Linked DNA regions of Homo sapiens: region 2 is linked to region 1. Evidence: read pairs that join two places in POLR2A ChIA-PET (ENCODE). Cell type or tissue: OCI-LY7. All regions are shown on one strand. Each heading gives the region's core, and the rest is flanking DNA. Links, peaks and the distances in the headings are about the cores only. Region 1 overlaps PARP14 (poly(ADP-ribose) polymerase family member 14). Region 2 overlaps PARP15 (poly(ADP-ribose) polymerase family member 15).

Region 1 (16,392 bases), core at 7,152-9,651:
AATGCTCTTTTTTGGTCAATTAAGCCTTTCTTGTGGTGAAGCGTCTAATATTGATGGGATTATAAAACTATATTGCTGGAAAGATTCTTTCAGTCCAGTTCACTTAGTCCTATACCCTCATTTTATGATTAAGAGACATGCCCAAGGTCACATGGCTAAAGAGTGGCAGCAGGGATTAAACACATATAGCCTCCTCCCTAGCCCAGCAGTCATTGTGATTTGTCATACCTGTCTCACTTAGTGCTAATTTATGTAGTTGCTTTATGCTTAAGCTATTTTTTTTTTAATTTAGCATGAGTGTGTGTGCATGGCATGATAGCCAGCACACAACAGAGTGGTCTAACTGTTGTAACAAACAACCTCCCAAATCAGTAACCTAACACAACACAAGTTTGTTTGTTTATTTATTCATTTATTTTTCTGAGACGGAATCGCCCAGACTGGAGTGCAGTGGTACAATCTCGGCTCACTGCAACCTCCGCCTCCCAGCTTCAAGCGATTCTCCAGCCTCAGCCTCCTGAGTAGCTGGGATTAGAGGCGTGTGTTACCACACTCGGCTAATTTTTGTATTTTTGGTAGAGACAGGGTTTCATCACATTGGCCAGGCTAGTCTGGAACTCCTGATGTCAAGTGATCCGCCTGCCTCGTTCTCCCAAAGTGCTGGGATTACAGGCATGAGCCACTGCGCCTGGCCACAACACAAGTTTATTTCTCCTTCGCATCACAGTTCAGTGTAGTTGGCAGCTGTGATGGTGGTGGGAGTGTCAGTCACTTCATGTGGTCATTCAGGGACCCAGGCTCCTTCCACCCTTTGACACCATTATCTTTAAATGTGGTTTCCAAGGTCACTGCAAGGGAGAATGGGGTTTCATATTAAGGATATTTATATTGGCCAGGCCTGAAGGTGGAATTCACTTCCACCCATATTCCATTAACTGCAGGGACACTACTGTTGAAACTGAACTGCAGAAAACTTGAGAAATATTGTCCAGGAAGTAAGCAAAATGGATTTGGTGCACACAGAGCATTTTATGTGGCCACTGCGAACATTTACACATGTCATTTTCCTCATATACCTCCATTAGAAAATCTGTAAATTTCTTAACTAATGTTTTTTTATATTCTTACTTCTCCTTACATCCAGGGTCTTGAACACGATAAGAGTCCCCATTGAAAAACTGTCCACAGAATGCCTAAAGATCAGATCGTACCCACCATGCTTCAGTGGACAAGCATACAGTGAGACTGACCTTGTGTGTATGTGTAACTCATTTTTACAGTCAACAGTGGAGAGGAATGAGTCAGCTGGGTGATTGCCATTCAGCGGGCTTCGTATACAGCAGGCCTTGGCCATTTCACTTTCTGTGTGTATTCCTTAATCATTTGCTATAGGGATCCTTTTTTCTTTTCAGTGATGGGAACTTAACTATTTTTTGGAGTATAATGTGTTAGGTGATACCCATGTTTGGGCATCATCAGATAGTCTTGCTTTCCTCCAGTGACCCAAGCAGTAAATCTCCAATTCAGCAAACATTTACTGAGCCTCAATTATATACCATATGCTAGCAATACAAGGATGAATAAACATGTGTCTCGCTTTTGAGAAGCTTTGTTGAATAATTTTAGTCTGGTGCTGTGCTAGAAATAGATATCAAGTGCTAGGAAATATAAGGCAGGTTCCTCAAAAAGGCCAGGCAGAAAAGGGTATAATAAAATTAAACTTCAATTATGTATAATTTTAATATAAAATTCACATATAAAAATAGTCCTATAATGTAAATTGTTCTATAAATGACTATTTACTTAGCTAAGTAATGTGAATATTTTTTCTTATCACTAATAATTTTGGACAAATTTTTAAAATTCATTTCCACAGAGGTTAATATATGTACCCACCAGCAATAAATGAAAATCTTTTTATCCCTATAATGCCTATAATCTTGAAAATACAGACCTATTTTGTCAAAATGAAAATTTAAAAATATGAATTTTAATAATAGGCAATTACATGTTACATGTTGTTTTTATTTAAATAAAGCAAAAAGCCATCCAAGGTCTGTTATTCTGTGAGTTAGCCAAGAGATTGGCAAGGAGAGAGGGCAGTGCCTTGTGATAACTTACTTTGCTAAGACCATGGTAGATAAGTATAACATCTTGTACCTCTTTTGTCTTCCTAAAATCAGATGTGTCAGAAGAATTGGATACAAAACTCCCTCTTGATGGTGGATTAGACAAAATGGAAGATATCCCAGAGGAATGTGAAAATATTTCCTCTTTGGTGGCATTTGAAAACCTCAAGGCAAATGTGACTGACATAATGCTAATCTTGTTAGTGGAGAACATAAGTGGCCTGTCTAATGATGACTTTCAAGTGGAAATAATAAGAGATTTTGATGTTGCTGTTGTTACCTTTCAAAAGCACATAGGTAAGATGAAGTGACACTTCCTCTGCCTGTCTTCTTTGTACCACATCATGAGACTTGAGATACCTCTTAGGGGGACATCTCTGAAAGTTTGACTCTTTCTAGTAGCTACTAAGAGAGGTTTCCAAGTTAATATAGTTTTTTTTATTTTGAAAGTGAAGCATATTCATATTGAAACCAAATTCCATATTTTTAGTAGAATTAACTTTATTGCAGGAGTGCCCAAGTGTGTGTGTGTGACTGAGAGAGAGAGAGAGACAGGCAGAGAGGGTAAGAAAGTGCGTGAACACAGCAAATAGACATCTGAAGTCCAAGTGATTCCAAGTACAGGAGTCGGCTTTTTCACATGTGTTATCTCACTGGGTGAAGTAAATATTTGTATTACCAAACTGGACTTCATGGAAGGTAATGATAACACACTCTCATAGAGTGCTTACTATAAGCCAGGTGCTATGCCAGCCTCTTTACGTGTATTAATTTATTTGTCCTTTCCAAAACCTTATGAGATTATTATTATTGATCCCCATGTTACAGTTGGGGAGACAAAACACAAAGGTGCGAATGCATGGATGAACTGGGTTTGAACCCAGGCAGCCTATCTCTACACCTGTCCTCTTACCTCTTTACCTGATATGTCCTTAGCACTTTCATGGTCATTCACATATGTAGGTATGAGTAAGTGCGTGTGATGCAGACAATGAGTGCTCTTTAAGGTAATTGTCAGGAATCTGTAGACAATCTCTGAGATTGGGAAGAGAGCTGTCACCACCCAAAACAAGTACATTTTCCAATTCTAAGCCTTCACTATTCCATGGCCATGGCAGTGGAGCGGTTAAGAGCACAGGTCATGGAGTCAAAATTCCAGCTCTGCCATTTAACTAGTTATATGAGGTTGGCCAAGTTATTATCCTCCCTATGCCTCACTTTCCTCATCTATAAAATGGTACAATAATACCTACCTAATATAGTTTTTGTAAAGATTGAATGAGATAATGTTTGAAAAGTACTTAACATAGGGCCAGGTGTAGTGGCTCACGCCTGTAATTCCAGCACTTTGGGAGGCCAAGGCAGATGGATTGCCTGAGTCCAGGAGTTTGAGAGCAGCCTGGGCAACATAGTGAAACTGCATCTCTACAAAAAAAATACAAAAATTAGCCAGGCATGGTGGCGCACACCCGTCCTCCCAGCTACTCAGGAGGCTGAGGTGGAAGGATCACTTGAGCTTGGGAGGCAGAGATTGCAGTGAGCCAAGATCATGCCACTGCACTCCAGCCTGGGTGACAGAGTGAGACCCCGTGTCTGAAAAAAAAAAAAAGAAAAGAAAAGAAAAAGAAAAGTGCTTAACAACTTAACGTAGTACCTGAGACGTAGTAATGACTGAAAGGGAGCTATTCTTATTTCAAATTTATTACTGTTTCTTACAAAGGAAAAACTAAATGGACTTGCTTTTGTTCATCGATCAGAATCTTGAATGCTTAATATGTGCCAGGCACTGGTCTAGGTGCTGTGGGCACAGAGATGAATAATCAGGTTCCTGCCCTTGAGAAACTCATAGCCTGGGGTCAGGGAGGAAGCCCATATGTAAACAAATAAAGAAGGTCCAAGAGAAGAAGCTGTCTCTAAGCTGTGAACAAAAAGCTGTGGGAAATGGGAGGAAAGGGACCCAAACAAGGTGGCTTGGTCTTGCTTCTGTGAAGTTTATATTCATAATGTCCAGAATATATTCCATCTGCTTGACATAGATCTTTCCCTATCCATCTGGTAAACCCCTCTTCATTGTTCAAAACCCAGATCAGAGCCACTTACTCTGGGAACCATTGTCTGATTCCCAGTATTAGTCTTCCCACCTCATTTGATCCCACAATAGGCAATTTATTTGCTCTCAAGACTTGCTCCCACATGGATGATGCACTGGCAAAGATTTGTTATATTTATTTCTGTATCCTCAGATCCTAGCACAGTGCCTGGCACATCGTGGGCCCACCATCAATACTTATTATTATTATTATTTTAAGATAGAGTCTTGCTCTGTCGCCCAGGCTGGAATGCAATGCAGTGGCGTGATCTCAGCTCACTACAAGTGATTCTCCTGCCTCAACTTCCTGAGTAGCTGGGACTACAGGCGCGCACAACCATGCCTGGCTAATTTTCGTATTTTTAGTAGAGACGGAGTTTCACTATGTTGGCCAGGCTTTTCTCGAACTCCTGATCTCAGGTGATCCGCCTGCCTTGGCTTCCCAGAGTGCTTAGATTACAGGCATGAACCACCACGCCCGGCCAATACTTATTATTAAAGAGACAATTGAGTTGAGTCCTAAAAGATGAATAGGATCAAGACAAAAACTAGAGAAGAGCATTCCAAATGCAGGAAATTGTATACACAAAGACCCTTTCAAGGAGAAGGGGTTTTACAAAAATAATGACTAGTTTTTGTGGCAACACGGACAATAAAATGAATGGCAGGGAATAACCGAAGGTGATGCTTGGAAATTAGTTTCGAGTCACATCACCAAGGGCATTGTACACCTGGCTGAGGAGTGTCAACGCTCATACCTGCAGGTAATGGGGAGCCATTGAAGGGCTTGAGAAAGGGGTGAAATGAGATTTGTAGGGAAAACCCTCAGGAGGGTTGGTGAGGTCTGGGGCAGGAAGTGGGGACACAGCTCAGTGGCAGCAATCCAAGTAAGACATTCGTGTGTGTGTCGCCCAGCGACTGGGAGTTTTAGGTATGTAAATTCTCATGTAGGTATTAAAATCTTGTGTCTAAAAATGGAGTGCTTAGCTCTTCCTTTTATTTCAATTAGTAGCCAGACATTTTCTTCTATACAACATAAAGATACAATAAAAATTTACTGATTTTCTTTCTTTTTTTTTTTGGTTTGTAGATACTATAAGATTTGTTGATGATTGTACCAAGCACCATTCAATTAAACAACTTCAGCTTTCTCCAAGACTTCTGGAAGTGACAAACACAATCAGGGTTGAAAACCTGCCACCTGGTGCTGATGACTACAGTTTAAAACTTTTCTTTGAAAATCCCTATAATGGAGGGGGAAGAGTTGCCAATGTTGAATATTTTCCTGAAGAGAGTTCAGCTCTGATTGAATTTTTTGACAGAAAAGGTAATATTTATTAACCTGTCATACCTGGCATAATCTAGGCCATTATTAGCAGAGCTTAATAGTTATAAATTTAGTTCTGATGTGTTTTATTTGTTTATTTATGTATTTCTTTGGGAATTGAATAAATAATCCTGTTCATCTGCGATATGATGCTTAATAAGGCCAGTGATTCAGACTTTAGAGAAGCAAAATCAAGTTTTTGAAAGATATAAGGAGGTTTTTTCATGAGTCTCTACCTATGATGGGCTGAAAAATATATTCTTGGGATCTTTGAAATAATATATTAAAAAGGAGATGATCTGTGTTTTAGCCACACACTTGATAGAAGCTCTCAAATTAATTATGACAAGGTTAGGTAAAGAAATACTCAGCAACTCATAGAGTTCCTATAAAGTACCACTCCTTTCACCTATTGTATCATCATTCAAAAATGGACAGGAGTGGTTTCACATGACCAGTGGATGCCTGCTGGACTATTGTTTGGAGTGACCCTGTGAAACCCATGTCTAGCTGAACCTTAGAGAAACACTTCTGAGTGTTTTGTGATATAGACTGCCAGTTCTCTGAGGCATATGCAAGGTCAGCTTGGAGGTTCCACTTGTGTTCAGAAGTCAAGGCTGAGCAGAAGGAATTAGGGGGCCAGGCTTCTTGGGAAAAGAAGGAAAACTGTGCCTGGGATTAATCAGGGTGGGGCATGACATAGGATAATGTGGTATGCCACCCACTTGAGAGAAGTTGTTTCAACAAGGTACTTGAAGGAACCTCCCTTTTCCCAACTCAGTTTTCATGTGTTGGGAAAACTGGATGAAAGTATGGTTTGAATTAAAATGGAATGAAAGACCTACTATTCCTTGGGCAAAGGGACAAAGAGGAGCTTCTGTCACATATTCAAATCTCCCTCTGCCTGGTCTTGGGCCCAGGGAGAGAGAGGGGTACATAAAATCCTCTACCCTAGAAATTAACCTCCCAGTTTGTGGTGAGAGTTGATATTTTCAGGGCTTTCAAACATCTTTAGGGCATGGGGCTGTTGGGTTTGTCCTCAGAAGGGCTATTCTGCACATATACAACTAATGTTAAGTACTATTTAATTAAGGTTTATTTTCTGCCAGAGCTATTCATGTAAACTCTATGAGGCACTCTCAAAGGTTCCCTTTCTCCCTGATCTCTTTGCACCATCTAACTTTTTTGACCACACCTCCTCCTCCAAACTCACTCATTCTCTGTCCTCCACCATCTGTGATTTACTGACTTTCTTTTATGTTCTCTAGCTTCTCCTTTTTATTTTTTATTTTCATTTTATTATGTATTTGAGACAGGGTCTCACTGTCTCTCAGGCTGGAGTGCAGTGGCATGATCATGGCTCACTGCAGCATCAGCCTCCCCAGGCTCAGGTGATCCTTCCACCTCAGCCTCCAGAGTAGCTGGGAGTACAGGTGCATGCCACCATACCCAGCTAATATATTGTATTTTTAGTAGAGATGGAGTTTCGCCATGTTTCCCAGTCTGGTCTTGAACTCCTGGGCTCAAGCAATACTCCCTCCTTTGCCTCCTAAAGTGCTGGGATTATAGGCGTGAGTCACTGCACCCAGCTTAGCTTCTCCTTCTTTTAATTTTAACTTACATTTGCATAGCTTCGCAGGTTATTACCAAGTGCATTCAGACAGTCTTATGGGCATCTTGATTGTTATAATCCCTGTTTTGCACATGACGAAACTGAAGCACAGAAAGGTCCAATAACTTGCCCAAGATTACACAGCTAGTGAGTGACATAGTCAGGATTTGAACTTGGGTATTCTGGTCCCATAACATATACCCTAACTTCTCTCCTCTTTCCAAATCTCCTGTTCACCTATAACGTTAATTTTTCTTATAGGATATTTCACCATTCACAATGGGTTGCCAATAATGAGGCAGATGGTAGATAGAGCTTGGTTTAAAAGAGAATTTATTGTACAATATTGTGTTTTATGTAGATTTCTTGAAAGGAAAAAATTAGGCATTTTACTGTAAAATTATTTGGTTCAACTTCACAAAATCTGTTTTATTTCTTAAGAGAATTTTCATTGAACACCTATGTCTGTAAGATCTTTTGCTGTTTTTTCTGCTACAGTATCTCACAATCCCATTAATAATCTGCACAGTTAGATAAACTTTGTCCTTACAGACAAGAAAAGCAGGATGGAGACTTTAAGGCATATTAAGGTGACATCTGTGATGGTTCTTGAGTCAGACAGACCTGAGTTTGATTCCTGGCCTTGGTGCTTACTAGCTTTGTAATCTTGGCCGAGTTACTTTAACCCACCTAAGCCTCTGTGTTCTTATCTGTAAAATGGGGTTCACATTACTGGTTACTTAGAGGAATGCTGTGAGGTTGAAATGAAATAATACCAGCAAAGAGCCTGGTGCCTGATGGTGCTCAGTAAGTTGGTAATCATAAATACTGCCCAGGCTCAGGGCTGCCACAGAGCCATGTTGAAGCTATAAAGCTCAGGGCTGCCACAGGGAAGTTGAAGCTATATGTTTGGGCCTCTGAAGGCCACTGCTTTTCCCTCATGCTTGATACCAGCTCTAGGACCCAATCATACACAAGGTGAAGTTATTTTTAACATCTTTCCACAAAGGTTGCTCTTTTAACCCAAGTTGTTATTGGAGCACATTCTGATTCCCTTTCTGCAGATGCTCTGCTTAATAACTTACACAAAACGAGGAGGGGCTTGGAAGAGAAGAGCATGCACATGCACACACATGCAAACACACCCAGTGAAGTGGAAAAGGGAGATTCCAGCAGGGCCAGGAGGAGGTGTGGTTCTTACTGAATCATAGTCTGTGGGGCTGGGCTCTCAGAGGACAGTGATGATAACTTGGATTTGGTAGAGGGGCAAGAGGATGGGCGTTGGGGTTGGACAACCACTGAATCTCAGCTGAATTATCTGCAGTCTATGTAACCCTATCCAAGTTATCTAACCTTTCCTAGCCTCAGTTTTAGTAGGATGATAATAATAATGTCTCTACCTCAAATGGTTGTTGTGAGGATGAAATGAATTAAATATATGTAAAGCACTCAGAATAGTGTGTGACACATGCTAAGCTATAATAATTTATTATTATGCTCCTCCTTTTTGAGGTATTAATGTTAATCTAAGTCAACTTTGAAGCCTAAAATTATAGGACTGTACAAGAAGAACAAATAGCATAATACTAAGGTGAGCTTCACTTTGAGCACCAAAATATTTTTTATACTTTGAGCACCAAAATATTTTTTATACTAGGGCAAACATTATTCTCACGATTGTGACCAAACTCATGTATTTCTTAACATGATGGTGATATATCAGTAATATCAGGAAAACAGTAAACAGAATTTAATTAACAAGATTTCAACATAGATGGATCTTGGCTAGAAAGTAATTATTCCATTCAATAAGGGATACCTGTGCACTGCTAACACATATCAGTTTATATTTGAGCACTTTGAGAGTATATTGCTTTTTAATACGCTGTAACATCAAAATTCTACCAACATTAGTTTTTTTTACTCTAAAATGGGAAGATTTTGTTTTGTTTTTCTTTGCCACATATCATCTTGGTCTTACATTGTTTTATTTCTTTCCTTTAAGTGTTAGAAAAACATTAGATTTTTTTTTCTCTAAAATAGGAAAATTTTGTTTTGTTTTTATTTGCCATATATCATCCTGGGCTTACATTATTTTACTTCTTTCCTTTTAAGTGTTAGACACCATCATGGCCACAAAACTCGACTTCAATAAAATGCCACTTTCTGTGTTCCCATACTATGCCTCATTGGGCACAGCCTTGTATGGAAAGGAGAAGCCTCTGATCAAGCTTCCAGCACCATTTGAAGAGTCACTAGATCTTCCCTTATGGAAGTTCTTACAGAAAAAGAATCACCTCATTGAGGAGATAAACGATGAAATGAGGCGTTGTCACTGTGAGCTCACGTGGTCCCAACTCAGTGGTAAAGTTACCATCAGACCAGCAGCCACCTTAGTCAATGAAGGAAGACCGAGAATCAAGACCTGGCAGGCAGATACTTCCACAACACTCTCTAGCATCAGGTCTAAATATAAAGTCAACCCAATTAAAGTGGATCCAACAATGTGGGACACCATAAAAAATGATGTGAAAGATGACAGGATTTTGATTGAGTTTGATACACTTAAGGAGATGGTAATCTTAGCAGGGAAATCAGAGGATGTCCAAAGCATTGAGGTACAAGTCAGGGAGTTAATAGAAAGCACTACTCAAAAAATTAAAAGGGAAGAGCAAAGTTTGAAGGAAAAAATGATCATTTCTCCAGGCAGGTATTTTCTTTTGTGTCACAGCAGTCTACTGGACCATTTACTCACGGAGTGCCCAGAGATAGAGATTTGTTACGATAGAGTCACTCAACACTTGTGCTTGAAAGGACCTAGTGCAGATGTGTATAAAGCAAAGTGTGAAATCCAGGAAAAGGTGTACACCATGGCTCAGAAAAACATTCAGGTTTCTCCTGAGATTTTTCAGTTTTTGCAACAGGTAAACTGGAAAGAATTCTCTAAGTGTCTTTTCATAGCACAGAAGATTCTTGCACTTTATGAGCTAGAGGGTACAACTGTTCTCTTAACCAGCTGTTCTTCTGAAGCCCTGTTAGAAGCAGAAAAGCAAATGCTCAGTGCCTTAAATTATAAGCGCATTGAAGTTGAGAACAAAGAAGTTCTTCATGGCAAGAAATGGAAAGGGCTCACTCACAATTTGCTTAAGAAACAAAATTCCTCCCCAAACACTGTAATCATCAATGAGTTAACTTCAGAAACCACAGCTGAAGTCATCATTACAGGCTGTGTAAAAGAAGTAAATGAAACCTATAAATTGCTTTTTAACTTCGTTGAACAAAACATGAAAATAGAGAGACTGGTTGAAGTAAAGCCTTCCTTAGTTATTGACTATTTAAAGACAGAAAAGAAGCTATTCTGGCCAAAGATAAAGAAGGTAAATGTGCAGGTAAGTTTCAATCCTGAGAACAAACAAAAAGGCATTTTACTAACTGGCTCAAAGACCGAAGTACTGAAGGCAGTGGACATTGTCAAGCAAGTCTGGGATTCAGTCTGTGTTAAAAGTGTCCATACTGATAAGCCAGGAGCCAAGCAGTTCTTCCAGGATAAAGCACGGTTTTATCAAAGTGAGATCAAACGGTTGTTTGGTTGTTACATTGAACTACAGGAGAATGAAGTAATGAAGGAGGGAGGCAGCCCCGCTGGGCAGAAGTGCTTCTCTCGGACAGTCTTGGCCCCTGGCGTTGTGCTGATTGTGCAGCAGGGTGACTTGGCACGGCTTCCTGTCGATGTGGTGGTGAATGCATCTAATGAGGACCTTAAGCATTATGGTGGCCTGGCCGCTGCGCTCTCAAAAGCAGCTGGCCCTGAGCTCCAGGCCGACTGTGACCAGATAGTGAAGAGAGAGGGCAGACTCCTACCGGGCAATGCCACCATCTCCAAGGCAGGAAAGCTGCCCTACCACCACGTGATCCATGCAGTGGGGCCCCGCTGGAGCGGATATGAGGCCCCGAGGTGTGTGTACCTATTAAGGAGAGCTGTGCAACTCAGTCTCTGTCTAGCCGAAAAATACAAGTACCGATCCATAGCCATCCCAGCTATTAGTTCTGGAGTCTTTGGCTTTCCCTTAGGCCGATGCGTGGAGACCATTGTTTCTGCCATCAAGGAAAACTTCCAATTCAAGAAGGATGGACACTGCTTGAAAGAAATCTACCTTGTGGATGTATCTGAGAAGACTGTTGAGGCCTTTGCAGAAGCTGTGAAAACTGTATTTAAAGCCACCCTGCCAGATACAGCTGCCCCGCCAGGTTTACCACCAGCAGCAGCGGGGCCTGGGAAAACATCATGGGAAAAAGGAAGCCTGGTGTCCCCGGGAGGCCTGCAGATGCTGTTGGTGAAAGAGGGTGTGCAGAATGCTAAGGTGAGTGTCGCTTTTACAGAACACCACCAGGGCACTGTGACTTTACTTAGTCAGTGGCTCTCTCATGGAGGGCTGAAGAAAGATAAGGACCAAGGTGAGAATCAAGGGAGAGAATCCCATGCCTTCCACCCCTGCCTTGAAACAATTTTCCTTAGATAATTGGGCTTCTTACCAAATCATTTACTAATAGAGATCGGCCAATTATTTGTGAGAACTGAAAGGGTATAGAGGTCAGATTGCTAGATTTCCAGTAGATGTAAAACTCCATAATATCACACGTTTAGACAGTTCTCTATACCTTACACCTGCCGTGTTTTGGTAAATCTAAGACTAATTTCCTAATTTACTGACAGCAGATACAGAACAATCAGAGCATAGGGTATGCAGAGGACAGGAATCTTGTCAATGATGCTGAGCAAGAGTGAGCTTGGGGCCAGAGTCTAAGGGGCCATCAGCGCCCAACACCAGTGAGGAAGTGAAAAGTGGACCTGAGGAAGTTACAGGTGCCAGGCAATATGTGGGGACAATTCTTGTAGGCTGCAGGGGCATGGCAGGGGTTGGAGGGAGGCTAATATGTTTCTTTTTCTTTTTATTTTTTTGAGGCAGGGTCTCTCTCTGTCATCCAGGCTGGAGTGCAGTGGCACCATCTCGGCTCACTGCAACCTCCGCCCCCTGGGTTCAAGTGATTCTCCCACCTCAGCCTCCCGAGTAGCTGGGACTACAGGTGCATGCCACCACGCCTGGCTAATTTTTGTATTTTTTTTGGTAGAGATGGGGTTTCACCATGTTGGCCAGGCTGGTCTTGAACTCCTGACCTCGGGTGATCCGCCTGCTTCAGCCTCCCAAAGTGCTGGGATTAGAGGCGTGAGCCATCATGTCCAGCCAGCACTGTGCTGTTTTTGACATGCATGTTCTCATTCACTGCCATGCGGCAGATTCTAGGATTATTATTATTCTCACTTTACAGATGAGGGAGTGAGACTTAAAGGGGTTAGGTAATTTGCCCACATCCCCCAACTAGCAAATGGTAGAGCCAGGATTGGAATTTGTTCAGGCTCTTAACCATTGCACTCTTTCAAAATGTTAAAAATAATGTTGTGTCTCATTTTAAAAAATTAAATAAAAACTCTTTGGACCAAGCATCAGTTATGGGAATGAATTTCATTCCTTGTCTCTTTTGACACCAAATATCAAGACATTCTTTCCCAGCTAGGCATGGTGGCTCATACCTGTAGTCCTTACTACTCGGAATGCTGAGGTGGGAGGATCACTTGAACCCTAGGAGTTTGAGGCTGCAGTGAACTATGATCATGCCACTGCCCTCCAGCCTGGGTGGACAGAGCAAGACCCTCTCTCTTAAAAAAAAAAAAAAAAACAAAAAAAAAAAACAAAAAACAAAAAACAGTCATAGTTTGCTTTCCTTTCACTCCCATAGATGCTTAGCTTCCATGGCTGTAATAACTGCTCTGCATTACTCCTTAGTGACCCAGGCAGGGCAGCTTTGAAAATCACTTGGTTACATTCCCTCTCCTCTGTTCTCTTGACCTCTCTAATCTAGCCCGATTAATCTGCTCACATTCACTGATGAAAAAGCTTCCGGGGCTGCTCCCTTTCTGTCAGGGAGTCCAGATGTCTTGGCACTCGAGGTGGGCCCCCTAGTTTACCCCCAGTGTAACATTTCTAGCCTGGAGCATACCATTTTGCTGCAGAAGCTCTCTCAGATCAAATTAATCTGTTCACAGCTCACAACCCACCATGCCTATGTTCATGCTGCTCCCTGTCTTGCTCTGCCTGCTGAAATTCTTCCCATTTCTCAAACCCCACATTGCCCATGGTATCTTCACTAGTTACTGAAACAGCTTTCTCTGGACTCCTTCAGTGATGCCATACCATTCATAGATTACTTTTTGACTGCTCTCTTTTTTTCCTAAGTGTCACTTCAATAAGTATTTAGTCACACTTTGTCTTATGTTGATATTTCAATCACTGAAACCGTAGTCATCTTAGTTGTCTCCAATTGTGCCAAGCCCAGTGCCTCAAATATAGTAATCATTGATGAATGCTTTTTGTTAAAATTTGAAACAAATTTTTGGTTTTGTCTTTAAGACCGATGTTGTTGTCAACTCCGTTCCCTTGGATCTCGTGCTTAGTAGAGGGCCTCTTTCTAAGTCCCTCTTGGAAAAAGCTGGACCAGAGCTCCAGGAGGAATTGGACACAGTTGGACAAGGGGTGGCTGTCAGCATGGGCACAGTGCTCAAAACCAGCAGCTGGAATCTGGACTGTCGCTATGTGCTTCACGTGGTAGCTCCGGAGTGGAGAAATGGTAGCACATCTTCACTCAAGGTTGGGCCTGGTTTTGAATTCTCCATGAAGTTGGGTAGCCCTTTGGGTTCTCCTTTTAGTAGCATATTAATTGGACATAGATTGGGCCTTGTCTGTTTCTCTTCCATAATAATCACTCTTTTGGCAGATTCCATCATGTGGCCATTTCTTTCAGCTGTAGCTGACTTCTCCTGAGGACTAGTTAATACTATAAATGGATTATTGTGCTCAATAATTATTGGAGCTCAGGGAAGGGTTACTGAAGATAATATTATTGCTTGCTTAGTGAAGAAAGCCAGAGGAGGGTGTGAAGAATGGAAGAGAATGAAGGAAAAGAACAGTAGTTGCTTTGCTTCTTTCCTTCATTGTGAATGTGTTTAAGTCTCTCGCATTCTCTTTTCCTTTTCCTTGCCTTCTCCTGTATTTTTCTTTCCTCTTCTGATTGCCCTTAATCAGTGTTGACAGCAAAAAGGAGTATTCAAGTTCACAAAGTTGCTAAATTCTTGTCCTTTTTGTTCTAACTCCCATTTCTAGACAAGATGTATAAGGATGTGCTTTGTGCGTTTCAGATAATGGAAGACATAATCAGAGAATGTATGGAGATCACTGAGAGCTTGTCCTTAAAATCAATTGCATTTCCAGCAATAGGAACAGGAAACTTGGGATTTCCTAAAAACATATTCGCTGAATTAATCATTTCAGAGGTGTTCAAATTTAGTAGCAAGAATCAGCTGAAAACTTTACAAGAGGTTCACTTTCTGCTGCACCCGAGTGATCATGAAAATATTCAGGTACAGTGCCACTAATTTCTGATTATTTTGGCAACTGAGACCTAGTGTTTTTTCAAATGTCTTTTTGGTCTAACAGGATACTTTTTTCATTCATTTCCCCATTCAGGAAAGTAAGAAGGTAGTTTATACTTGTAGTTGTAGTTGTAGCATGACAAATTTTAAGAAAAGTTACAGATGTAGAAAAAATTTAACTTCCTATTCAGGAAAATTTTGAACATATCCAAAAGTAGACATAATAGTATAATGCAGTCCCTTGTACCTATCACTGAACTTCAACAGTTATCAACCTATGGCCAATATGTTTCATCTCTATCTTCATCTATTTCCCTTCCTTCTATATTCTTTTGAAGCAAATCTCAGACATATCATTTTATCCATAAACAATTCAACATTTATTTTAAACAATAACAATTCTTTTTAAAAAAGTAACATAACCACAATATTGTATCACACCTAAAATAAATGGACAATAATTCCTTTAACCAATTATCAAATCAATTCTCAAATTTCTGACTATCTCATAAACGTTTTGTTTTTACAGCTTTGTGTTTGAATCAGAATCCAAATAAGGCCCACATATTGCAATGGAGTTGACTATAGGATTTCCCTCCATATGGACATAGAAATTTTAATACATAGTATAAAAGCACAGTCTGGCCTTATCAATAGGAAGATGTCAGAAGGTGTGGTTAGAATGGATTAGCACATTCCCATGTAAATAGGAGAGTTGGGACCAGAAACACCAGAACTATCATCAATCATGAGTTCATGATTCAGCTCACATCAGCTGTGGGAGAGCCACTGGACTCAGCATTATGGCAGCACAACAGGCTTTTAAGCCATTATCCCTGCACTCCGAGTCTTTACTTAATCAAATAAAGTAGATGACATTCAGTGTTTGAAAAGCTCCCAAGGTACTGCAAAAATTGATCAAACAGATTAAGATCAGCAACCCAAGAGATACCTGTGGATCATTGGACCATCTGAATTTTTAGGTAATGCTTCATTTTTCTGTGATGCTAGATACTACCTATAAGTTCTTTGGAAGCAAGTAAATCTGACCTGAATTCTGATCAGGCAGCCAAACCACCTGAGTAAAATATGTGGTCCATTTACTTGTCCCGTATAATTAGTTACTCTTCTGTGCAACAGAAGCTTTTAAAATAATTTCCCTATGACTTGCATTGTGCAAGGTGATGTGGATCGTGGAACAGGACGAATAGGAATAGCACATACTTTCCCTCCTATAAATCACAATTACTTTGGAGCTAAGATTTATATACACAAAATGAACTAAATGAGAGGCATGAAGTGCTGTTTTTGAATGCATGGGTGATTGAATACAGCATGAGTCCTGTGACACAGACCTGAACCTTCAAATATCACTCTTTTTCATGCAACCTCAGCATTCATTTTCTTTCCTGAAGACTGAGTATTTTTCAAATACTCTGTAAAAAGAATTAGTCTATACAGATGCCTTTAGTACCATTTGAAATTCTCTGTATGTGTCTGTTACACTTTTTCTCTTTAGACTTTTAAAGACAGTTAAACTTTGGTTACATTTGCACAAAAAAATCAGCAAAGCTTATCGAGATGTTTATAGATGGAGACTGTCACAGAGGATGCAAAGCAGCAGTCCTGTGATTTGAACATGGCCTCTAGATGTGCTTTATTTAGATTATTAAAAAAAAATTTCAATCAGTTGCTAACATTTAAAAATCAAAAATTTTACATAAAACTCTAGATATTCACTACAACCTA
Region 2 (16,392 bases), core at 8,038-10,537, 55 kb before region 1:
AAATCCTTACTAATTCATGGTCCCCAGCCTCAGCTGGACCCTCCAGGCTTCCTGGAATCCTTCATTGCTTCCTCCAGTCAACCCCCTCACACATTCCCCATTGCAAACCTTCGTTACTCTCCCGGAGGCCTCCACTACTTTCAGCAGAACAACTTTCTCACCTGCTTTTATGGCTTGGATTCTCCTCAACAGCTGCCCAGGTACTCACTCCATTCTTCTTGAACCTCTCTTCTTCCTCTGTTTCCAGAACATCATCCTCTCAGATTTCCTCCTCCTTCCCCAGACACAGGTTATCTGGAGCCCCTTCCTATATTTTCATAGCCCCTTGTGTGTTCTCCTGACCATCCCTTATCACTCTGAGCAGTAGTGATTAGTTTTCTTGTCTTGCCCACCACCCCCATGCCATTAGACTGAATGTTTCATGAGGACAGAGACCCAACACAAACTTGATTCATAGAGATGTTCAGTAGGTGATGACTGAATGGATGTTAACTCCATTTCCTAGGAGGAAGGAGAACCAGTAGAGGGTGATATTTTGAAAAGAAGTGAAAGAAGAGCAGAGTTTTAAGAAGGGGATGGCTCGTGGTTTGAAATGCTATTCAGAGGTCTAGAAAAAAATAGTCATAAGATTAGGCAATTATGAGGTGATCTGTGACCATAATTGGAGCAATAACAGAAAGAATTGTTATGAGGAGAAGCCACATGGAATGAGTTGGAAGATGAGGAGTTAAGGACATGGCTATTGAATGACTACAAATTTTTGAGTAGGTGTTTGAATGTCAGTGAATCTCCAGGAATTCCAGGGAATATATGTTGGTAATCATTTAGATATAAACCGCAAATTATGTTATTTAAAATATATACCAACAAGCACTATTACAAAGCATAGACACTAATAGATACTTTTAGCCCATCTTTCTCTAAAGGCAGAAAGCTGCCTACTCTCTGAATTTGCTGTCTATTTGTATTTTCTTCTCCTTTTCCTTCACCAAATTCTCTTCCTCTTCCTTCTTTTTCATATTGCTTATTTTAAATCCACAACAAGTACAATATACTGAGCCCCAAGGTCCTTTCTGAAATATTTTGTCTTTTGTTACCTGCAGATTGAGAGGATACAGAATGCATTTCTCTGGCAGAGCTACCAGGTAAAGAAAAGGCAAATGGATATCAAGAATGACCATAAGAATAATGAGAGACTCCTCTTCCATGGGACAGATGCAGACTCAGTGCCATATGTCAATCAGCACGGCTTTAATAGAAGTTGTGCTGGGAAAAATGGTAAGGAAGCAAGTAATTTGGCTGATCAGAATAAGGCAAACAATAGTCTCAGACTTTTCATACCCAAGCAGTGTGGAACCATGGTGGGCAGCTGTATTATCACTGTCAGAATAGAGCTCACTGTGTTTCACTGTAAAGGAGACTGGCAACCTTCTAAGGGAAGATGGAGTGAATTTTAGAAATGATGAAAAATAACTTTAACGTGCAGTTTTTTTTTTAATGGGCTTTTTTTTTTAGACGGTCTCATTCTGTCACCCAAACTGGAGTGCAGTGGCAAGATCATGGCTCACTGCAGCCTTGATCTCTTGAGCTCAAATGATGCCCCCACCTCAGTCCCCTGAGTAGCTGGGATTACAGGCATGCACCACTATGCCTGGCTAATAATTTTGTTTTATTTTTGTAGAGAAGGGGTCTCATAATGCTAGCCAGGCTGGTCTCGAACTCCTGGCCTTAAGCAATCCTCTTGCCTCAGCCTCCCAAAGTGTTGGGATTACAGGCATGAGCCAACACACCTGGCTAAAACTGCATTTAGAAAACAATTTTGTCAGATTGGGCATGGTTCTACACATTGTGTAATTTTATATTCTTAGGAAGGTTTTTGTCTTTCTCTTTCCAGCTGTATCCTATGGAAAAGGAACCTATTTTGCTGTGGATGCCAGTTATTCTGCCAAGGACACCTACTCCAAGCCAGACAGCAATGGGAGAAAGCACATGTACGTTGTGCGAGTACTTACTGGAGTCTTCACAAAGGGACGTGCAGGATTAGTCACCCCTCCACCCAAGAATCCTCACAATCCCACAGATCTCTTTGACTCAGTGACAAACAATACACGATCTCCAAAGCTATTTGTGGTATTCTTTGATAATCAGGCTTACCCAGAATATCTCATAACTTTCACGGCTTAAAAATATTTTTATCATCAAAGAGATGATTTAAGTCATCTGTAAGAACAACATGCAATCTTTGTCTTTGCTTCTGGCCTGTGTAAGCAGATGAAAGTTTCCCTTTTAGGTGCCAAAATGCTGAAAATTACCTTTTTAAAGTGCTCTATTGCTGCGATTTGTAGCATACCTTTTTTTCTCAGCAAATTGATGGGTGGAAGCTGAGAAATGTATGGTAAATGTCACAGAGCTACAACCATTCACAGACACCAAATCTCTAGGAGAATAAAAAGCACATTATTCTTTTTCTATCAGAAAAAAACAAGATGCATCACCTTAAAACCAAGATGACATTGTTCTTCTTGGAACATGTTAAGACATCGAATGGTGGCGGGTTAAACTGTACTGCTTAAGTGGAGCGGCTACCGTTATGCATCTATCACAGTTGGGGATTTTGCCTTATTAAGGAAAACTTGTCAATAGTTCAGCTGAAATGACTGAATCACAGAATATTAACTCTGTTATGGAACAAATCATAACAGATTTTACCTGTTTACATTTCAGGTAAAAATGTATCGCATTGTTATCTAATATTAAAAAATTACCCCCAATTTTAGTGACTTAATCCCACACAGTCTTTATGGGTCAGGAATTCAGGCATGGCTTACCTGGATCATTCTGCTAGGGTCTCTCTGAAGTTACAGACAAGATGTCAGGGGATGTGGTCGTTTGAAGGCTTGTCTGGGCTGGAGGTCTATTTCCAAGGTGAATCACTCACATACCTGGCACGTTTCTGTCAGGTATTGGCAGTCCTCAGTTCCTCTCCTCTCAGGCCTCTCCACAGGCTGCTTGAGTGTCCTCATGACACAACAGTTGGCTTACTCCAGAGTGAGCAACTCAAGAGAGAGCAAGGCAGAAGCTACCAAATCTTTATGTTTGAAGTCATGCACCATCTTTTCCACGAGTATCCTGTTGATTATTTTGATCAGCTTGTTCAGTCTGGGAGGGAATTGCACAAGGGCATGAATACTCCACTGGCAAGGATCATTGGGGGCCATCTTGGAAGCTGTGTGAATGAGCAAATGAATGCACAGATAGAATATTAGCAGTGACAATGATGCTAGAGGTCACCTACCCCACTGTCCTCTTGTCCTTCTCCCCCAACCCTCCCCTGCTCCCAGGCAAGAAGCCCTCTAGCCTCTGCTTGATCACTTTCAGCACTCAACATCTTCAGGGAACCTATTCCGCCGTGGGACAGTGTTAATTAGTGGAAAACTCTTTTTCAAAAGTTGAAATCAGTTCCTCTGTGTCTATTACCTGCTGATCACTGTCCAGACTTCTGGAGGACACAGAGCAAGTTTTATTCCTCTTACTGATGGTAGCCTTTCAGATCCATCCCTTCCCTCCAGTATATTAGAGTTACGTAAATTCTTAAAATGCTTAGCAGCTCATTTATCCTGAAGCATCACTTTTGAAGAGTTACAGACATTTAAGAAGTATTTACATTATCATAAATAAATTACATGCGCATTTAAAGAGAACAGAAAAGTATAAAGAAAAATAACTCACCAAACTCACTCATAATTCCAGCACTAAGGGAAAACCACTGCCAATTTCTCATGTCTCCCTTCCAGTTTCTTCTCTGTCCAAATTCAACAAAGTCAAAATCACATTTTGTTCTGTCACAAATCATATAATATTATTTCTACCATTTTTCTTTTTTTAATCTTTTTTTATTATACTTTAAGTTTTAGGGTACATGTGCACAATGTGCAGTTTAGTTACATATGTAAACATGTGCCATGTTGGTGTGCTGCACCCAGTAACTCATCATTTAGCATTAGGTATATCTCCAAATGCTATCCCTCTCCCCTCTCCCCACCCCACAACAGGCCCCGGTGTGTGATGTTCCCCTTCCTGTGTCCATGTGTTCTCATTGTTCAATTCCCACCTGTGAGTGAGAACATGTGGTGTTTGGTTTTTTGTCCTTGCGATAGTTTGCTGAGAATGATGGTTTCCAGCTTCATCCATGTCCCTACAAAGGACATGAACTCATCATTTTTTATGGCTGCATAGTATTCCATGGTGTATATGTGCCACATTTTCTTAATCCAGTCTATCATTGTTGGACATTTGGGTTGGTTCCAAGTCTTTGCTATTGTGAATAGTGCCGCAATAAACATACGTGTGCATGTGTCTTTACAGCAGCATGATTTATAATCCTTTGGGTATATACCCAGTAATGGGATTGCTGGGTCAAATGGTATTTCTAGTTCTAGATCCCCGAGGAATCGCCACACTGACTTCCACAATGGTTGAACTAGTTTACAGTCCCACCAACAGTGTAAAAGTGTTCCTATTTCTCCACATCCTCTCCAGCACCTGTTGCTTCCTAACTTTTTAATGATTGCCATTCTAACGGGTGTGGGATGGTATCTCATTGTTGTTTTGATTTGCATTTCTCTGATGGCCAGTGATGATGAGCATTTTTTCATGTGTTTTTTGGCTGCATAAATGTCTTCTTTTGAGAAGTGTCCGTTCATATCCTTTGCCCACTTTTTGATGGGGTTCTTTGTTTTTTTCTTGTATATTTGTTTGAGTTCATTGTAGATTCTGGATATTAGCCCTTTGTCAGATGAGTAGATTGCAAAAATTTTCTCCCATTCTGTAGGTTGCCTGTTCACTCTGATGGTAGTTTCTTTTGTTGTACAGAAGCTCTTTAGTTTAATTAGATCCCATATTTCTACCATTTTTCATTAAACATTACAAGTTGTTCTCTTGTGTTCTTATTTTTTCTGTAAACATAATTTTAATGGCAGAGATATTCTGCTTTATATCTTTCCCTATTTTATGTATATAGAATTATAAAGTTTTTAAAAATGTAATCATCATTATTTATAGTTTAATAATCAGTTTCATCTTGCAGTGTATCATTTTCCTCGTCATTAAATATTTTACGTATCATTTTTAATGGTTGCACCGTATTTCATTGCCTGTTTCTACCTACATGTCATGTCAAAATAAGGTACCTATATTTTTGATAAATATGAGGTTAGAATATGAGATGCAAAGATCCTAGTCTACCTTCAACAAGACAGTTAAAATGCTCTATTGCTGCAATTTGTAGCACGCCTGAAGGAAATATAGTCCCAGAGAACAAAGTATGGTTAAATAATGCAGTTCCTGCCTGGGCCTTGGTTCTCAATACCAGTGCAGAATTCTAGTGAGCCATGTTAGAACAAGAAAGGACTCCTAGCCTGGGCAACATAGGGAGACCCCATCTCTACAAAAATAAAAAAATTAGCCCAGCATGGTGGCGCATGCCTGTGGTTCCAGCTGCCTGGGAGGCTGAGGTGGGAGGATTGCTTGGAACCAGGGGGTCAAGGATGCAGTGAGCTATGATCCTGCCACTGCATTCCAGCCTGGATCACAGAGCAAAACCCTATCTCAAAAAGAAAAGACCCTTTTACTTAGGTTAGGTGGACTCTTATTTACAATGTCTGCTGCTGACTTGTTGCCTCCTCCAATGTTGTTACTCAAGGATGTTGTTCCCCAGTTTATTTTGCTGTACCCTTACTTCAGGAGTAAGACACAGAAGCTTTGACTACAGTGGGCCGGGCGTGGTGGCTTATGCCTGTAATCCCAGCACTTTGGGAGGCCGAGGCGGGTGGATCACAAGGTCAGGAGTTTGAGACCATCCTGGCTAACACAGTGAAACCCCGTCTCTACTAAAAATAGAAAAAAAATTAGCTGGGCGTGGTGGCGGGCGCCTGTAGTCCCAGATACTCGGGAGGCTGAGGCAGGAGAATGGCGTGAACCTGGGAGGCAGAGCTTACAGTGAGCCACTGCACTCCAGCCTGGGCAACAGAGTGAGACTCTGTCTCAAAAAAAAAAAAAAAGAAGTTTTGAGTAAAGTATACCCATGTTATTAAAGTTGTTATTCTTTCTTGAGGAACAAACTATGAACCAATCAATAATTATAGTTATTTAGAAATTCTACCTTCCATCAGTCTGAAGCTAAATTGTATCTTTCCATCCTTTAAGTCCATCTCCTTCCCACTTGGCTTGATGTTTTCTCTCTATATGACTAGAATGGTCTCTACTTTTATCCTAAGAACTAACTGTTATCTAGCTTAGTATCAAAATTAGAAGTCTTGTCAAACTGTTAATTACTGAAGAAATCCATCTCTTTTCTCTGTATCTTCAGAGTTCAAGCAAATGGTACCTGATTAATCCAAGACCAGAGACCATGAGCTCTAATTCTGGACTGGCAGCCTTCTTTCACGGAAGGCTTCACGGTCTCAAATATCTTCTCTTATTGCTTTTCTTACCATTCTTCTCCTTCTTATTCCTTTTTTTGTTTCTTTTAATTCTTTCTCTCACTTGTGGAAAAAAAGGACACACACTCTGCTTGGATGAATCAGAGGAAATATTTTCATTTTTTTCTGCACCAATAGTAGATAGCCACTCAAATTCCACATAGTATATATGGTAATGTATTAATTGAACACAAGGTTTACAAATTCATTTACAGTGTGGCAGGTTATCACAGGGCTGGTGAGATCATTCATAGCTAGTATGATCAAATTCAATTTCTTTTGAGTACTTTACTAGAACAAATACAGTTTCTTTTAGTAAATAAGCTTTATAGTAAATATGCTTTACAAGATTAATTGATTAAATTATTACATATCCTAGCTTTGGTCTCACCACATTAGTAAACATAGGAAGGGAATCTTGCAACTAAATTCAAAGTATGAATAACTTAAAAGACCTTTGGCCCATTTCTCTTTGTTTATGTTATTTTTGTGGTCACTAGGATATAAATATTCTCTAATCTTCTTTTCTTTATTTCACTGAGAAGGGCATTTTCTACACAGTATTTAATTCCCTTAAGTCTCTTGTTCCTAAAATTATCACCCTATAACTAAGACCTATCAGAGGAGTGATTTTGGCTTCCACAAAATCCAACCACCTCTTCAATCTGAGCTTTTCTTTACACGTGCTTAATGTGTTCTTGTCTCTTCACACCTAGATGGCTCAACTCTCAACACCTTTTTCACATTCAATTTACTCAATTAGTACAATGCGAGATCAACCCTCCACCTAAACGGAAAAAAAAAATAATGAAAATGCTTCTCTTTAGGTCTTTGTAGTTTATGGTGTTAGATGGAGCTCTTTTTTTCATATTAATTCCACTAAAATTCCAATTAAAGTGCCTGAGATAAGGGAAGTACCAATACAAAAAGAACAACATAAAATTAACAAATCTGGGGCCAACAACAAAAACAAAATTTCAGTGTAAATTCAGGATAAAACAAGAACCCAGAAAGTAAAAGTAGGAGTATTAGAATCTAGAACAGATAATGATAAACATCATAGAGCAATAACAATTTTATAATGTTCTATTGTTTTTTGTTTTTTGTTTTTTTTTGTTTTGAGATGGAGTCTCACTCTATTGCCCAGGCTGGAGTGCAGTGGTGCCATCTTGGCTCACTGCAACCTCCACCTCCCGGGTTCTAGCGATTCTCCTGCCTCAGCCTCCCAAGTAGCTGGGATTGCAGGTGCTCACAACCACGCCCGGCTAATTTTTGTGTTTTTAGCAGAGTCGGAGTTTCACCATGGTGGCCAGGCTGATCTTGAACTCCTGACCTCAGGTGATCTGACTGCCTCAGCCTCCCAAAGTGCTGGGATTACAGGTGTGAGCCACCATACCTGGCCAAATCTTCTATTGTTAACAGAGGTTTGTTTGTTCTTTTTTTTTTTTTTTTTCTTTTTTTGAGACGAAGTCTCTGTTGCCCAGGCTGGAGTATAGTGGTGCAATCTCAGCTCGCTGCAACCTCTGTCTCCCAGGTTCAAGTGATTTTCGTGCCTCAGCCTTCTGAGTAGCTGGGACTAGCATGTGCCACTATGCCTGGCTAATTTTTATATTATTAGTAGAGATGGGGTTTTGCCATGTTGTCCAGGCTAGTCTCGAACTCCTGATCTCAGGTGATCTGCCCACCTTGGCCTCCCAAAGTGCTGGGATTACAGGCTTGAGCCACTGCCCCAGGCCTTGTTTTTTACTCTTGAGACAGGGTCTCACTTTGTCACCCATGCCAGAGTGCAGTGGTGCAATCATGGCTCACTGCAGCCTTGACTTCACAAGCTCAAGTGATCCTCCCATCTTAGCCTCAAGTGATCCTCCCATCTCAGCCTCCCAAGTAGCTGGGATCACAGGCACGTGCCACCACACTGGAATAATTTTTTTTTTTCAGTAGAGAAAATGTCTCCCTATGTTGCCCAGCGTGGTGTCAAACTCCTTGGCTCCAGTGATCCTTCTACTTGGCCTCTCAAAGTGCTGGGATTACAGACATGAGCCACCGCACCCAGCCAACAGAGCATTTTAATATATACAGTATCTCACTTCTCTCTGTAGCAGTCCTCTGAGGAAGGAGGCCCCTTTGATGGAGGACGCTGATCCTCAAAGGGATCAACTGACATGCCTCTCTCATTCAGCTAGTAAGTGGCAGTGCTGGGAGTGGGTGTCAAATCTCTGAGAAAGACCATAGTTGTTGATAGACTCCACACTGCATGAATGGAAACAGAAAACAGTATACTGACTTACAGAATGGTGAATCAACAAATAAAATGAAAAATGGCTGGGCACAGTGGCTCACGTCTGTAATGCCAACACTTTGGGAGGCTGAGGTGGGTGGATCATGAGGTCAGGAGTTTGAGACCAGCCTGGCCAACATGGTAAAACCCTGTATCTCCTAAAGGTACAAAAATTAGCCAGGAGTGGTGGTGCATGCCTATAATCCCAGCTACTCGGGAGTCTGAGGCAGGAGAATTGCTTGAACCTGGGAGTCAGAGGCTGCAGTGAGCTGAGATTGCGCCACTGCACTCCAGCCTGGGCAACAGAGCAAGATTCTGTCTCAAAAAAAAAAAAAAACAAAAAACAAAAAACAAACACACACACACACCAACACAGCAAAAAACTGAAAAACGAAAGAGCACTAAGTAGTCCTATCACAAGAAGTCAAGAAGGCTTAATTAACTCAGAAAACAGGGTATGCAAATTCAAAGTCCTAACCAAAGGGGTTTCTGAGTAAACACAACCAACAGGCAGCTTGAAAAACCACAAGTCAAGAATATGAAAGAGAAAATTTCCTGGAATTGAAAAAAGAATATAGCCTTGGGGGAAGAAGGATACTTCATTCAATTAAGGGGGATTGCATAATAATCACATGCATTAGAATAACTTTTATTTTGTTACCTTAGATTGTCCACCAACAGCCCCCAAGTTTTAAAATATACTTAAAAATAATTTTTTTCTTTGAGACAGAGTCTCGCTCTGTTGTCCAGGCTGGTGTGCAGTGGTATGATCTCAATCTCGGCTTACTGCAACCTCTGACTCTTGGGTTCAAGCAATTCTTCTGCTTCAGCCTCCTGAGTAGCTGGGATTATAGGCACTGGCTAATTTTTGTATTTTTAGTAGAGACGGGGACCAGGCTGGTCTCAAACTCCGACCTCAAGTGATCCACCTGCCTCGGCCTCCCAGAGTGCTGGGATTACAGGCATGAGCCACTGTGCCTGGCCTAAATTAAGTTTTGTTTGTTTCTTTGTTTGTTTGTTTTTTGAGACAGTCTCACTCTGTCGCCCAGGTTGGAGTGCAGTGGTGCGATCTCTGCTCACTGCAACCTTGCCTCCTGGGTTTAAGGGATTCTCCTTCCTCCTAGCTGGGATTACATGGGCCCACCACCATGCCCAGCGAATTTTTTTATTTTTAGTTTTAGTAGAAATGGGGCTTCACCATGTTGGCCAGGCTGGTCTTGAACTCCTGACCTCAAGTGATCCGCCTGCCTCGGCCTCCCAAGGTGCTGGGATTACAGGCGTGAGCCACCGCACCCTGCCAGTAAGCTTTTTAACTAAAGTTAAGTGATGCATGCTTTAGCTACAAACTAAATGGTTTCCTTGTGTGCCTACCTGCAAAGGAAAAGTACTCCAGTGTGAGTCAAGGGAGAATGCTTTTCTCAGGGATATCTCTCAATAATTGAGACAAGATACTCAGGGATGTGTTTCTGTTGGATTGACCCTTTTTACTCTCTTTTTCCAGTTCCTTTTTCTCCCTCTCTCATACAAGGGAAGTGGGGCAGTACGAAGGAACTGGAGATGGGAAAAGCATGGGGCTGGCTCTTCCCCAGAGAAGCCATCTCACTTTGAAAGGCTAATGGGGGCTGGCCGCGGTGGCTCACACCTGTAATCCCAGCACTTTGGGAGGCCGAGGTTGGTGGATCATTTGAGGGCAGGAGTTTGAGACCAGCCTGGCCAACATGGTGAAACCCTGCCTCTCAGCTACTTGGGAGGCTGAGGCAGGAGAATCGCTTGAACCTGGGAGGTGGAGGCTATAGAGCCAAGATCGGTGCCGCTGCACTCCAGTGTGGATGACAGAGCAAGACTGTGAAGGAAAGAAAGAAAGAAAGAGAGAGAGAGAGAAAGGAAGGAAGGAAGGGAGAAGAAAAGAAAAGAGAAAAGAAAAAAGAAAAGAAAAGAAAAGAGAAAAGAAGAAAGGCTAATGGGGCCAGGGTGAGATCCGAGGGAAAGGAGGCTTGGGGTGTGAGACTTGGCCATTTGGGCTCTTGGCTTCAGGGAAAAAAACCTTTCTTCTTTGGATTCATCTTTCCACCATGTTGACTCTTCCTACATCGTATGAAGACCTAGAGAATAAACTAGGCAGGCAAGCGGCCTATGATTCAGGAAGCCACACAACCAAGAAACAGAACTGAGGACAACCCATTTGCTGAGATTGTTCTTTGCTGCCAGACAACCCAGGGATTTGGGGGTCATCATTAACTTTCTATAGGTAATAAATATTAATCCAATGCACTAACAAAAGAGGTTGGTGTGCAAAGCAGATTGAGAGACAGTGCATTAATCTGCTAGGGCTGCCATAGAGAAACACCTCAGACTGCATGGCTTAAACAAGAGAAATCCATTTTTCTCATAGTTCTGAAGGCTGGAAGTGCAAGATCCAAATGTCACCAGGGTTTGGTTCTCCTGAGACTTCTCTCCTTGGCTTGCAGATGGCCCTTCTTACTGTGTCCTCACGTGACCTTTCCTCGGTGCTCACATCCCTGGTGTCTCTTTGTTTCCTTCTAAGGATACTTGTTCTATCGAATTAGGGACCCACCTTTATGCCCACATTTAACCTTAGGTACCTTTTCAAAGGTTCTATCTCCACATACAGTTACATTGAAGGTTAGGGTTTCAATATAAGAATTTGGGGGTAACGCAATTCAGTCCCTAACAGAGTAAAAATTCAAGAGGTTAAGTACAAAAAAAATTTAGAAATTAAAGAGAAGGAAAGAAAATTCATTTCAGAATATCAAGAGTTGGTACCATGTAGTCCTGGCCTAGCATCAGCAAACTTGGAGGGGTCAGTCCTAAACTTAGAACTAATATAATGTGCTAACTGGGTAAACTTGGGCAAGTCATTTACACTCAGCCTCAATTCCTCATATTTAAATTGAAATAATAGGCCAGGAGAGCTGGCTCATGCCTGTAATCCCAGCACTTTGGGAGGTCAAGGCAGGAGGATCACTTGAGGTCAAGAGTTCAAGACCAGCCTGGTCAACATGGTGAAAATCCATCTCTACTAAAAATACAAAAATTAGCCAGGTGTGGTGGCACATGACTGTAGTCCCAGCTACTCGGGAGGCTAAGGCAGGAGAATCACTTGAACCCAGGAGACGGAGGTTGCAGTGAGCCAAGATCATGCCACTGCATTCCAGTCGGGGCAACAGAGCAAGACTCCATCTCAAAATAAATAAATAAATAAATAAATAAATAAATAAATAAATAAATAAATAAATTGAAATAATAACTTCCAGGGTTAAAGATAATACCAAAATGATAATGAAAAAAACATATTACTATTTTAAACCAAAAATTTGGAAGGGAAGTCATGAATAGCACAAACCATAGAGACAACCATAAATACATTTGATTACATTAACATTTTAAAAATTGAGGTTCAAGGTTAAGATGTCTGATTGAATTAGATGTATCTAACTTTGCTTTCTCTAACCTAGGAAAACCACATTAATGTGATTTTAAAGGACACGTATGCCCTCCAGAACAGGGAGGTAGAAGAGGAAATGTAGCTACACCATATTAGAAGCTAGAGGCAGATGGATCTGTGATTATGACTGCAGACTTACAACAGCTCAACCCTAAGTTGGCAAGTGGAGGGAAAGCTGAGAAACCACCTGATTTACTTTTAAAAGTCTCAGGAACTGAGAATGAGAGTGTCTCTGGCGCTAACAGTAAAGCAGCAAAGCATGGCAGGTGCTAAAATAAGAAAGATAGGATGAGAGCCGTTTAAGAAACAGTACATCCCTAGATCTCTCTGCCCCTTCTTTCCCCAGAATAACTGCCTTTCTCCTACTCCAGGAGAAATCTCGAAGCTATTCCCTATAAAAAGTAAATTGAAGGGTCTTTGAGGATATCAGGCACAGACAAGGCATTTGGTACTGTACCAAAAATAGGCAAATCAGAAGCCAAAAGCACACTAAATGCTTAATCCTGAAATGACAGCCCTCCCCAAACTGCCTTCCACCATTTGGCTCCCAGAATAGCAGCAGCCAGAAGTTTACTCACCAAGCAAGAGACTGAAAATTTCTATACAAGTGGAAATTTTACCTAAAGAGACTGACGTTAGAGATTCATCAACACACAGGCCACCAAATCCTGTAGAGTGAAACTCAAAGTTGATAAGCCCCACTCACTAGCTCAGAATTCTCACTAGTTTTTTAAACTCTTGTGAAACAGACAACCAAGGTTTAACAAACATTGCAGGAAAATCTCTAACTCAGAATATAAAGCTTTTTAAAAAAAACTATAATAAGAAAGAAAATGCCATAAAAAGGGAACATTTAGGAAACAAGCAAGAGGTCTTAAACATAATAACAGAAATGGAAAAAAAAAGCATTGGAAGATAAAGTTGAGGAAATCTCAGAAAGTAGAGTAAAAAGGCAATGAAGTGGAGAATAGAAAACCAAATATAAAATTAGAGGACCAGGCCAAGTTGTCCAACATCAGAAAGAGAGATCAGAAAGCAGAGAGAAAAACAAAAATCAAAGAAATAATTCAAGAAAACATCCTCAAACTAAAGAACACAAGTTTTCAGATTAGAAGTTTGTACCTAGTGCTCAGCATAATGGAAAAAAAAAATGCAGACCAACCCCAAAGTATACCATGGGGAAATTTCAGAAACAGGAAGGAAAAACTTCTAGAGGGAAGAAAAGAGAACAGGTTATCTACAGAGGATCAATAATCAGAATGGTTTCAGATTTCTTAGCACCAACACGAAGCTTAAAGACAATGGAACAATGCTTTCAAAATTCCAGCAGAGGCCAGGCACCGTGGCTCACAGCTGTAATCTCAGCACTTTGGGAAGCTGAGGCAGGAACATCACTTGAGCCCAGCCCAGGAGTTTGAGACCAGCCTGGGCAACAGAGTGAGACCTTATGTCTACAAAAAATTTTTAAATTAGCCAGGTGTGGTGGTACATGCCTGTAGTCCCAGCTACTGGGAAGGCTGAGGAAGGAGGATTGGGGGTCGCTTGAGCCTGGGAGGTCAAGGCTGCATTGATGGTGCCACGGCACTCCAGCCTGGGCAACAGAGTAAGACCCTGTCTCAAAAATAAGAAAAATTCCAACAGGAAGATATTTCTAGCTATAGTGATGGCAAGAGCCTTTTGATCACTGTAGACTGCAACGCAAAAGAAAACACAAGTCTGTCCAAATAAGAGAAATCCTCCCATATTTAAATATGTGTTTGGATGTGCATAGAATATCTCTAGAAGGATATACTAGAAGCTAGTAACTGTGTTCCCTCTAGACAGAACTGGGTGCTATGGAATAAAGGTGTAAGGCAGACTTAATTGTTACTGTTTACCTTTTTGTTTCCTTTAAATTTTATACTATGTGCATATATCACCTATTTGAAAAATAAATAAAATAAAATACATTTTATTTTAAAAGCTATATTGAGATATCCCTCTTTTTAACCTATTAGACTTGCAAAGATCAGTTCTGTAACACACTGTGTCAGCGAAGGTGCAGGAAAGTGGGGGCTTTGTTGGTGGGAGGGTAAATTGGCTCAATTTCTATGGAGGGCAATTTGGCAATAACTATCAACATTACAAGTGCATATATCCTTGACCCAGCAATTCCATTGCTAGGAATTTGTCATACAGATAAAACTGAAGAACGATTATTTGTAAAAGGTTATTTATTGTAGCAGCATAGCATTTTTTTTGCATTGTTTTCCTTGCAAGAAAGGAAACTAGAAGGCTAGATGGAGTAGGAGGGAGGTTTTTGTTTGTTTGTTTTTGAGACAGAGTCTCACTCTGTTGCCCAGGCTGGAGTGCAGTGGCACAATCTCAGCTCACTGCAACCTCCTCCTCCCAGGTTCAAGTGATTCTTGTGCCTCAGCCTCCTGAGTAGCTGGGATTACAAGCACCTGCCACCACACCTGGCTAATTTTTGTATTTTTAGTAGAGACAGGATTTCACCATGTTGGCCAGACTGGTCTTGAATTCCTGACCTCAAGGGATCCACCCACCTCAGCCTCCCAAAGTGCTGGGATTACAGGCATGAGCCATCATGACCAGCCTGAGGGAGATTTTTCACTGGGTACTTTCATGCCTTTGAATTTTGAACTTCAAGAATGTCTGTATTAGTCCATTTTCACGTTGCTGATAAAGGCATACCTGAGACTGAGTAATTTATACAGGAAAAAAGGTTTAATGGACTTACAGTTCCACGTGGCTGGGGAGGCCTCACAATCATGGTGGAAGACAAGGAGGAGCAAGTCATATCTACGTGGATGGCAGCAGGCAAAGAGAGAGAGAGCATATTCAGGGAAACTCCTCTTTATAAAGTCATCAGATCTCGTGAGACTTACTATCACGAGAACAGCATGGGAAAGACCTGCCCCCATAATTCAATTACCTCCCACTGGGTCCCTCCCACAACATGTGGTAATTCAAGATGAGATTTGGGTGGGGACACAGCCAAATCATATCAATGTCTTACCTATTTTTTTAAAAAAACAAATACTATCCCTTAAAATTTTACAACTTCTTTAAAAATTTTTAAAAAGCAATAAATAAGGTGAAAGAGACAAGTCACATGTTGAAACAAGAGATTTATAGTGCATATAACCAGTAAAGGACTAGTATCCAGATAATACTAAAGAACTCCTATGAATCAAGAGAAAAAGCAAGACTCCTCACAAATATATGGCAAGACCATGAAGATGCAATTCACAGAAGAGGAAAATTGAATGATCAATAAATAGATTTCTTAAACATTCAACTTCATTAAAACTATAAGATATTATTTCATATGTATCAGTTTAGGAAAATTTAAACGTCCGACAATATCAAGTGTTGAGACTGTGGAACAGGAGCTCTCATATAGCTGGTGGAAATACTAATTAGAGTAATCACTTTGGAGAGCAAGTCAGGGTCTTTAGGTGTATTATAGATAAGGCATCATTTAAAACACACCAAACAAAAAGTAAAAGGAAAGATGGTATGGATTGTACATTTTATAACGGTAAGCAAACTAATTCCCAAATAGAAGAAGAGAAAGTCTCAACTGCGATTCAGCCCATGGAGAAAGATGGAAGCTGTTTAGGTAATTCAACCTTACTCTCTATCTGACAGTCATCTCCAAGAGGGTCTGTCCAGTTTTTCATCCACATTGAAGACACCACCAGTCAGGTGTCTGTCACTGACTGGGGTGAGAGACTTCGTTTTATTCTCTTCTCTCTGTGGTATGAGCACACAACCATGCAACTGCAACAGATACCCCGTGTGCTCTTTACTCTGAGTACCCCAAGGAAGTAGCCATACTGTAAGGGGGAAAAAGAGACCTCATGTCTTTACTGGAACTCATCCCTATGGGCAGTCTCCTCGTCCAGGCCTTAACCAGGTGAAGCAAGTGGGATACAGAACGCTCCTCCCTTCCTTGTGCTACTGTGTTCTCCTTTCTCCCATGTTCTTTTAACTTCTCCCAACTTTGATCCTTCCCTCCTTTTCCAGACTACAACCTTGGTATTAGTCCATTTTCACACTGCTATAAAGAACTGCCCGAGACTGGGTAATTTATAACGGAAAGAGGTTTAATTGACTCACAGTTCAGCATGGCTGGGAAGCCTCGGGAAACTTATAATCATGAC

The links. ChIA-PET counts read pairs that join two places held together with the same protein. Peaks named below come from ENCODE experiments on the same cell type or tissue, not always from the same donor. Only the 100,000 strongest peaks of a DNase experiment are listed, where the experiment ranks them.
Region 2: POLR2A ChIA-PET joins it to region 1 with 7 read pairs; 5 of 35 experiments call an interaction of 5 or more read pairs at or near these places.

Annotation. Positions count from the first base shown.
Region 1 is chr3:122,690,118-122,706,509 of GRCh38, forward strand. It overlaps PARP14 (poly(ADP-ribose) polymerase family member 14), which reads left to right. Exons shown (of 17, transcript NM_017554.3): 4 at 2,184-2,426; 5 at 5,309-5,545; 6 at 9,273-11,518; 7 at 13,625-13,861; 8 at 14,410-14,631. Among named protein-coding and RNA genes, the nearest start is that of PARP14, 17 kb to the left of the region's middle. RefSeq lists an enhancer at 10,973-11,473. In OCI-LY7, for the core only: no CTCF peak of the experiment used is centred there; a DNase peak (open chromatin) is centred at 8,304; H3K4me3 peaks cover 568 bases.
Region 2 is chr3:122,633,917-122,650,308 of GRCh38, forward strand. PARP15 (poly(ADP-ribose) polymerase family member 15) reads left to right here. Exons shown (of 12, transcript NM_001113523.3): 11 at 1,104-1,278; 12 at 1,895-5,131. The coding sequence ends at 2,184. Among named protein-coding and RNA genes, the nearest start is that of PARP14, 39 kb to the right of the region's middle. RefSeq lists an enhancer at 1,177-2,376. In OCI-LY7, for the core only: no CTCF peak of the experiment used is centred there; no DNase peak of the experiment used is centred there.